Regions from separate parts of the Homo sapiens genome. Here region 2 is linked to region 1. Evidence: chromatin contacts called from ENCODE Hi-C or POLR2A ChIA-PET data. All regions are on one chromosome and are shown on one strand. Each heading gives the region's core, a stretch centred on a gene start or an enhancer-like site at or near the end of the contact. The rest is flanking DNA. Distances are from core to core; before and after follow the strand shown. Region 1 holds the start of LATS2 (large tumor suppressor kinase 2). Region 2 holds the start of PARP4 (poly(ADP-ribose) polymerase family member 4).

Evidence for each region. Hi-C counts contacts between places; a loop is a spot of excess contacts on that map. ChIA-PET counts read pairs that join two places held with the same protein, here RNA polymerase II (POLR2A). Pooled maps may share reads with other maps.
Region 2: a loop to region 1 is called in a pooled map, with 5 times the contacts of the local background. The contact joins the promoter of PARP4 here to the promoter of LATS2 in region 1. A Hi-C loop is called at or near these places in 3 of 50 pooled maps. POLR2A ChIA-PET finds 5 or more read pairs at or near these places in 2 of 52 experiments (PC-9 and Panc1).

The regions. Positions count from the first base shown.
Region 1 is chr13:21,058,173-21,063,188 of GRCh38, forward strand. LATS2 (large tumor suppressor kinase 2) reads right to left here and starts at 3,414. Exons shown (of 8, transcript NM_014572.3): 1 at 3,174-3,414. RefSeq lists an enhancer at 1,881-2,773 and silencers at 2,279-2,688, 2,829-3,628.
Region 2 is chr13:24,510,536-24,515,373 of GRCh38, forward strand. PARP4 (poly(ADP-ribose) polymerase family member 4) reads right to left here and starts at 2,243. Exons shown (of 34, transcript NM_006437.4): 1 at 2,171-2,243. The region is part of intron 1 of LOC105370117 (a long non-coding RNA gene); the gene reads left to right. RefSeq lists a silencer at 2,241-2,400.

The DNA.
Region 1 (5,016 bases), core at 2,164-4,663:
TCAAGACAGAGTCAATGCATTTGAATTTACCTTCTGTATTTCTTCACACCAACTGTTTTTAAAAAGTCAGTAAGAAATACTGTTCAGAAGTTTCACAAGATTTTAACTACAAAATAAAATACAAAAGCAGCTTTTCGAAAATGGTGTTGGTATGGTTTTTCCAATACAAAAAAGAACACCTCTCCCCTAACCCCAGCTTCCCGAAATCCTTCCTCTGTTTATGGTCAATTTATCAGCTTCAATCCCCACCCTACCCCACCCCTTGGTGGAGTTTAGGAGCCCAAGGCTGGCTATTTACAACATAGCATTTAAAATAACAAGGAATCTTATTGTAAAATCATTCCCCTCCCACCAAAAGAAAGCCCCTCCCACCAACCCTGTGATTTGCTAAGGAACATGTACAGCTCCAATTTACACTTAAACTATTTCAAACTCGATGGAGAAGCCAGAAGAATCCCTTCCAGTTCTATAATTCAATGATTCTAGTAATTCACCTTGGTAATTTTGCAAGACAGGCTAGCCTCTGCTCAGATACCTTAAACTGCCTGAGATTTGGAAAGTTATTAAATGTTCACCAACTTATATTCAAAGGAATGCTGGTATATTCATTACACTATTATTATATTCAGTGCCTTCTATACCTGCATGAGACAAAATTTTGTGAGACACTGACTTGTTAATTACAGTTAAATAGACGTCATAAACAGTTTATACGTTCTCATTTTGGAATATTTTTTCTGTTACTACCTTATTACAACGGTTGTTACAGAAAAAAAAAAAACATACAAAGCAGCTTACCAAAAATATACAACAAGATTTAGCACAAATTTCCTAATAATCAGCCATGAGTTACTTTTTCCATGATTAAGGGAAGGCCCCTCATCTTCTAAGTTAAAATTTTAAGCAAAACACTTGTGCAAGATCACACACATTTTTGTGATTTCCCATTCAAATTTCAGTATATTTGTTTCTTATTAAAATACGGGCAAACTTTCCTTTAAAAATGTACGTATTTGTTGAATACTTTGTGAAAAGAGCTGTTCAGCTATTAATTTGAATTTTTTACCGGCCAAATGTATACTCTATGGCTTAGTAGTTAAGGTGAAATAATTTTTTTAATGCTATTACATTAAAAACACTCTTGGCTGGGTGCGGTGGCTTACGCCTGTAATCCCAGCAGTTTGGGAGGCTGAGGCGGGCGGATCACAAGGTCAGGAGATTGAGACCATCCTGGCTAATACAGCGAAACCCCGTCTCTACTAAAAATACAAAAAATTAGCCGGGCGTGGTGGCACACGCCTGTAATTCCAGCTACTCGGGAGACTGAGGTAGGAGATCGCTTGAACCCAGGAGGCGAGGTTGCAGTGAGCCGAGATCGCGCCACTGCACTCCAGCCTGGGCGACAGAGCAAGACAACGTCTCAAAAAACAACAACAACAACAACAAAAAACACTCATATCCATCCTAGAGAAGCGTGAAAATGTAAAAGTTCTTGTTCAAAATTCTTGTCAGGTGGGGCGCGGTGGCTCACGCCTGTAATCCCAGCACTCTGGGAGACGGAGGCAGGTGGATCACCTGAGGTCAGGAGTTCGAGAGCCAGCCTGGCCAACACGGCGAAACCCGTCTCTACTAAAAAATACAAAATTAGCTGGGCTGGTGGCGCGGGCCTGTAATCCCAGCTACGTGGGAGGCTAAGGCAGGAGAATCGCTCGAACCTGGGAGACGGAGGTTGCAGTGAGCCGAGATCGCGCCACTCCCCTCCAGCCTGGGAGACAGAGCGAGATCTTGTCTTAAAATAACAACATTTTTGTCAAAAAAATCTGCAAGTTAAGTTCTTTCATGGTGATCCTCGCAAAATAGCATTTCTCATCCAAAGGCCTCAGAACAGCCGCCAGCCGCCGAGCTAACTCGGGACCCTGTTACCGGCTGCTTGGCGCCCTGGTCGGGTGGGTTTTACCTTCTTCAGGGTCCATTCCTCGCCTCGCCCCCCGTTCCCAACCCTCGGGACACTGGAGACTTGCATTTCACAAACGGGTTTGCTCCAGGCCGCACTCCATCCCCGAGGGAAAGCTCCCCAGAAGTTCTGGAGTTGGGCTGAAGGATGTGATGGCAAGATGTGAATGATGTCAGAATCCCCATCTCCAGAGTCCGGCTGGGGAGCTAAGCGCAGGTGAGCTTACATCAGAAGAGAAAGCCAAACCCCCCACACGTCGCTAAACTAGGGCACGGGAATGGCGTGTTATGCAACGGCCGCCGTTCGCGTGGCCACGAAAGCGCTCCTGCGCCTCGGGCCGCGTCCCGCCAAGACCGTGAGCAAACTCGCAGAGTTGGCGCGGCAGCCGGCCGGGAGACGCCGAGCAGGGCCTGGCCGCCCGCAGCCCGGGAGGAACGGCGCCCCCAGGGTCCGGTGGCCTCTGAGGGGCTGACTGGCCCGTGAGCCGGCGGCGCGGCCGCGGGGAACGGGGTGGGAACCGCGCGGCAGTGGGTGAGGCGGCGCAGCCACCGGGGGCTGAGGGGCGGCGCGGCCTCGACTGCGGCACCGCCGTGGGTCCGTCGGCTCGCGGGACGACGGGGCGGCCGGCGGGGGCCAACAGGGCGGGCTCTGAAGGACTGATTGGCCCGTGGGACGATGGCGCGGCCGGGAGGATGGCCCCGGATCCGTGGGACCGCTGCGCCGCCGGACCGGGGGTCCCGAGGCTGTCAGGGGCGCCCGGCCGGGCGTCTAGTGAAAAGCCGATCCCCCGGAGACAGCGGAAGCAGAGGCGCGCCCGGCGCTACGGCCTTTCGGGTCTAGGACACCGCCCCCGGCCCGCGCCGCCCCTGCCCCGCCGGGATCCCGGCCGCCCCGGTCGCCGCACAACAAAGCGGCGCAGCCCCGCTGCCCCCGCCCGACGCCGGCCTCCAACTTCCCCGGCTCCTCTGGAACCGGCTCCGCGGGCTCCGTACGGCCTGGACTACGAGCCGCCGGGCGGGGGCGGCTCCGGGCGGGCGCGGACCGTGGGGGCAGGGCGCAGGGCTCCGTCCGGACAAACTTCCTCGGCCGCCCCGCCGGGCGCCCTTCCCGGAGCCTCGGCACCACAGTAGGTGCGCGGAGCCGCAGGGCTCGACCGCTTCGCGGAAACTCTCGCCACCCTCCGAGCTGCCGCCCCGACCCCAGCTCCCAGCCCCCTCACCTCCAGGGGCGCGGTCTACACCCTCGGGGGCGTCCTGGCCGGCGGCTCCCGGGCCTCTCGCGCCGGGAGACCGGGCACTGGTGGCTGGAGCTGCTGCTGGCCCCGCAGGGACGGGGGAGCCCCGGGCGGCGGCGGTGGCGTGGACGGCGACTGCTCCATCTTCCCGGGGCGCTCACGCCGCGGTTCCAAAGCGCAGACCCAAGTGGGACATTCGCTACATTGTTGGCATTCCACGGGCGTCACGTGACCCCGCCTCCCGCGTCACTCTCGGCCGCATACCAGTCCGGGCGGGGCGCCTGCGGCCCCTGCTCCTCCGCGGCCGCTCCGCCCAGCCCCGCCCGGCCGTGCTTCCTGCCTCCGGCCTCGACCGCCACCTGCCCACGGCCTCCCTGCTGGCCTGCGGTAGCTCGCCAGGGCCTCTCGGACCTATTTGACTGGCTGCTATCTGCCCCCAAACTTGAGTATTTGCCCTCTCGACTGCATTTGTATTAAAAGTTGGTAACTGTCGTTAAAGCCACTATTCTTAAGTATCTCATACCAGTCTTGGTGAAAGAAAAAAAAAAGTTAGCAGGCCTGAAGGAGCCACCAAGTTACCAACTAGTGGCTGGACACTAAAAATAGGGGCAGAAAAGGACAGACGGCTATTGGGACAGTGGAATCAAACAATTAAGAAGGACGTTTGCCAGAAGCGGTGGCTCACGCCTGTAATCCCAGCACTTTGAGAGGTCTAGGCGGGTGGATCACCTGAGGTCGGGAGTTCGAGACCAGCCTGACCAACTTGGAGAAACCCCCGTCTCTATTAAAAATACAAAATTAGCCAGGCGTGGTGGCTCATGCCTGTAATCCCAGCTCTTCGGGAGGCTGAGGCAAGAGAATCACTGGAACCCGGGAGGCGGAGGTTGCGGTGACCTGAGATCGCATCATTGCACTCCAGCCTAGGCAAGAAGAGCAAAACTCCGTCTCAAAAAAAAAAAAAAAAGAACGTCTGATGCACACCCAAATTTAACCTGATTTAATTTAATCAACCTCCCCTCCCCATGTATATTTTCTTTCTGAGAAGTATTTTATGGTGTAGGGAATAGTATAGTACCGTATATACCAGCAAGTGAGGTCGTGGGTTTTGAACAGCTTCACTATCCATTTGAGGACTGTGGATCTGGTACAGGGACAGAAGCAGGGATGGTGCAAAGATTCACAGTAGAAATAATAGACTGGAAGCCAAATCCTCAGTCTACTTCTGGCTCTCCTAACATCATACTTCCTACCACCTATATCTGTGGCAAGTGATGCTGAGGGTCAATATAGTGTTTAAAGTCAACTCGATTTCCTCTTTAATTGACAAACTCTTGTGAAATTTTTAAATTTTACTCTCATGGGAAACAGTAGTAAAGGTCATTATCTGTGCACTATTTTGACAGTCTCACCCAGCCTTCAGTCCCTGGTTCATCCTCCTCCCCTCCCTCTCTTTCAATCTCTTAAGGCCTCAGCTCTTCCAGGGAATCTTCTCAGATCTCTGTTTTCTCTCTTCTTTGGGCTCTGATAATCAAACCGTAATCCCTTCCTGCCAGCAGAAGTGTGCAAAAAAAAAAAAAAGAAACCATCATCGTGCAGCTTAGAATTCAATTTAATTTTTCGATAGTATCCTGTATGCTACCCAGATATCTTGCACAGTACTGGGAGCAAAATAAGTCTCCAGCCAATATTCTGCAATTGAGCCCTACTGGCATTACCTATGTACTTTTCCACATTTTTTCCTTTTTTTCTTAGAGACAGAGTCTCACTCCATTGCCCACGCTGGAGTGCAGTGGCACAATCATAACTTACTGCAGCCCACATCAGCCTT
Region 2 (4,838 bases), core at 993-3,492, 3.5 Mb after region 1:
AGAGCGAGACTCCGTCTCAAAAAAAAAAAAAAAAAAGTGTTCACTATTAGAAATACACTTTAATTAAAATGCTTGTACATATATTTTTTTGCCACATCTCTGTCATAGTTTCCCTAGAGTTGATGGCCAGAAATGGAATTACTGAATCAAGGAGTATAAACATTTTTTAGCCTTTTAAAAATTGTGGTACAGTTTTTAAAACTGTGTGTACAGTTCAGTGGCATTAAGTACATACACATAGTTGTGAAATCAAAGTATAAACATTTTATTTTATTTGAGACAGGGTCTGGCTCTGTCTCCCAAGCTGGAGTGCAGTGGTGTGGTCACTGTCACAGCTCACTGCAACCTCGACCTCCCTCCCAGCAATCCTTTCACCCGGCCTACTTAGTAGCTGGGACCACAGGCCTGCACCACCATGCCCAGCTAATTTTGGTAGAGACAGGGTTCTTACTATGTTGCCAAGGCTGGTCACAAACTCCTGGGCTCAAGCCATCCTCCTGCCTCAGCCTCCCAGAGTGCTGGGGTTACAGGTGTGAGCTGCCACGCCCGGCCCAGAGTAAAAACATTTTAAACATAAATCTGCGGTCTGTTCTTAGCACCTGCGGCTGCGTGGGAGGTATGGAAAGGCGCACTTTGGGTTTCGTGAAATCTCAAGTCAGGTCTTGACTTCTCTCTTTCCACAGATTCATCTCTAGTCTCTGTAAAATGCCAGCCCTCTTCTGGGTTAACAGCGCCTAACCGACATGCGCCACTAGTTCTTCCTTGTTTCAAAGTGTTCTCTAAACACAGAGTTAGTTCATGTTTTCATCAGCGCTGATTACGTACATATGAGATGTGGCGGACACTGGGCTAGGGGCTGGTTATTCTCTAAGGCAAATCTGCACAGTCACTCCAGCCTGTCCCCCTTCCCAGCTTCTTCCCCAAATAACATTCACAGAGTGTCTTCCACCCAAAGACAGCAGGGAACAGCCCCGATTCCTAAGAAACCCTCAGCGCGCCTCCTCACAAACTCTTGGCTGCTCCATAAACCATTGGTGTAGGTGGAATCAAGTGGCTTCCTGCTTCACAGGTCTTCGTCTTTACCACTGGCATTTCCTCCTCTCGGAAAACCCTGAGGAGTCCCTTTCTGGGCAGTCTTGATTCTACAGCCTCCGCCTTCCGAAGTGTGTGAGTCAGCACACGCTAAGATCACTTTTGATATACAGTGGGCATTCAATAAAAGCTTGCTTACTAAAAACTCTCACGTATCCATTAAAGCCCAGGATTACAGAAAAGCCTTCTGACACTATTTGCATTTTGGACTCAAATGGCATCAGTAATGCACCTCCCTAATGGGTTTATTAAACCCTTAAACAACAAAGGTACTACTTTTATTTCACTCCTACATGATATACAGTAGCTCTACGCACACAAACAAGACCTAATGTTTACTTAATAAATGATAAAGTCAGATGTAATGAGTCTGCAACACGCACATCTCAGAGCGAACTTCCCCTTTATCATAGCACTATGCTTGGATATTGTCATATAATTGTTGTCATCCAGCAGTCCAGAATTGAAAGTGCTTGGGCTTGAATATTTAGCAGCGCCTTAGTTTTCTAGAACCTGTGATCTACCAACTCGATCCCTGGGTGAACCATTCGGCCCTCCTAGCAGGAATTACTTAACTGAGTTAGAGGTTTTCAACTTTGGACCTCAACAAACACATTGTTTCTATCACGGTGTTCCCAATGACTCACGAGGTCAGATAGTACTTCCTGATTACTCACCAAACCACCTTACTTTTTGCACAATTCGAAACCTAACTTTAGGAAAGAAGGCCGTTTGGCATACTGGAAACAAGAAACAACGCGTGCTACTGCGAACCGCACCGCACGGGGTGCGGAGACTTGGTGTGACTGTCGGCTCCGGTGGGCGCCCCCCACCGCACCCGGTTTCTCGTCACCAGGGCTGCGCCGCGGGGCAGAGCGGAACGACCGCAATATCCCTCCCCGAGGGCGCTGGCTGCACTAGCTAGTCCACTCCCGAGCCTAGCAGCGCCGTCAGGCCCACAGCGCCAACGCCGCGCAGGGCAAGGGTGCAGCCACTGGCGGGAAAGTAGTACGCGGGCCACTTCCTGGCTAGGACTACAGGGACCTTTGCAGCCCCCCACCCCGCAGCGCCCACGCACCTGCCTAGAGGATCCAGCTAGCTCCGGACGCTCCCCGATTCCGCGCTCCTTGCTCGCGGTACTTCCGTAATCTAGGCTCTCCCTGCCCCCGGGGCTGGGCGGGCGCCACTGCGCCGGAACCCCGCCCCGCACCAGGCGGGCGCAGCGTCCCAAGCAGGGACGATAGCCGGAACGCGCCCGGAATCGGGTCCGCCAGGTGGGGAGCGGGTCCCCGGCCTCTGGCGGGGTTTCTCTTCCAAGATCAGCCGGAGGGTTCAGGGCTTTCAGTTTCATATTTCAGGAGGGATTTTGTCAATGAGGATTAATACAAAGCTCGGCTTTGAGAGAGGTGGGTGGATGGTGCTGTCCTTTAACTGAGAAATGGAAGGGATTCACAAGGCCGGGAAAGAAGAAAATTTCGGGAAAGTTCGTGGAAACAGGAGAGTGAGATAATAAATTTACTTTAAGCCTTCCTGCGTTTGAAATTCGTGACAGTGTAACTAGTTGGAAATATATTTATCTGCCATTCAAGAGAGGCAGGGGGCTGGAGATACAGATCTGAGATTCACTGAAATGGGAATAAAGCAATGGGGAAGATTCAGATTTTTAGGATACTGAATAAAATGAGAATAGAAAGGATAGAGTAGAGAATACAGTGGAAAGGGTATGGGGTTGAATCCTGACTCCACAATTTATTACCAAGGGGGCTGGGGACAAGGTAATTTACCAAGTTTCATCATTACAACCTACTCTATAGGGTTGTCTAAGAAACAACAAGAGATTCTGGGGGAGGAGAGAGACTGATTCCTAGAGTTACCACATCGTAATGCTCAAAATGTCCAATCTTCAACAAAAAATTATGAGGCATGCAAAAAAAAAGGCGAAAAAATGGCCAATTCAAAGGAAAAAAGAAATGAACAGAAATTGTCCCTGAGCTGAGGAAGCACAGACATAGGAATTATTAGACAAATACTTCAAATAAACTGTCTTAAACATGGACAAAAAGTGAAAGGAAACATAGAAAAATAACTGAAAGAAACAACCAGGAGAACAAAGTCTCAATAAATAGAGAATATGCAATAGAAGATGTGCAAATGGTCAACAAGCATGAAAAAAAGCCCAGCATAACTAATTATCAGAAAAGTGCAAATTAAAACTGCAATGAGATACCATCTTACACCAGTCAGAATGGTTATTATTAAAAAGTCAAGGAACAACAGATGCTGGCAAGGCTTTATTGAAAAGGAAATGCTTATACACTGTCAGTGGGAATGTAAATTAGTTGAACCACTGTGGAAACCAGTTTGAAGATTTCTCAAAGTGCTGAAAACAGAACTGCTATTCAACCCAGCTATCCCATTACTGGGTACATATTCAAAACAAGAGAACTCATTCTACCAAAAAGACACATGCACTAGTATGTTCGTCACAGCACGCTTCACAATAGGAAAGACATGGAATGAACTTAGGTGCTCATCGACAATGGACTGGATAAAGAAAATGTGGTACATTTGCACCATGGAATACTACGAAGCCATAAAAAGAATGAATGGAATCATGTCCTTCACAGCAACGTGACTGCAACTGGAGGCCATTGTCGTAAGTGAATTAATGAAGGAACAGAAAACCAAATACCACATGTTCTAATTTGTAAGTGGGAGCTAAACACTGGGTACTCATGGATATAAAGATGGCAACAATAGACACTGGGGACAACTAGACAGGGAGGGAGGGGGAGGGGCAAGGGTTGAAAAACTATTGGGTACTATGCTCAGTCCCCGGGTGAGGGGCTCAGTCATACCCCAAACCTCAGCACCACGAATTATATGTAGGTAACAAGCCTGCACATGTACCCTCTGAATCTAAAATAAAAGTTGAAATTATTTAAAAAACAAATAAGGAATATTAATAAAGAGATAGAAATTATAAAAGGAACCAAACACATTTTGGAACTGAAAAGAACCAAAAAGAAATTGTGTAGTTAAAAAGTACAATAGGACCAGGCATGGTGGTTCATGCCTGTAATCCTAGTGTCTTGGGAGGCCAAGGCGGGAGGATCGCTTGAGACCAAGAGTTTGCCTTGGCAACATAGGGAGATCCCCTCTCTACAAAAAAATTACAAAATTAACCGGGCATGGTGGTGCATGCCTGTGGCCCTAGCTACTCAGGAGGCTAAGGCAGGAGGATCACTTGAGCCAAGAAGTTCATGGCTGCAGTGAGCTAAGATCACACTCCTGCACTCCAGCCTGGGTGACAGAGCAATATCTTGTCTCAAAAAAAAAAAAAAGAAGAAGAAAAGAAAAAGAAAAAAATACAATAACTTAAATGAAAAATACACAAGTGATGCTCCAGAGTAGATTTGAGCAGGTAAGAGAAGGAATGAGCAAACTCGAAGATAAAACTGTTGAAATTATTAACTCTGAGGAGCAGAAAGTAGAAGAATGAAGATCAAAGTCCAAAAGATTTGTGGACACCATCAAGTGTATCAGCATATGCATAAAGGGGGTCCCAGAAAGAAAGATGAGGGTGAAGGTGGCAGGAAGAGTATCTGAAGAAACAGTGGCTCCAAAGTCCCCAATTTGTTAAAATACATAATGTAACACTTCAGAGAAGCTCCATGAACTTCAAGTATGATAAACTCAAAAAGTCCACAATAGAGTTATATTAATAATCAAACTGTTGAAAGCCA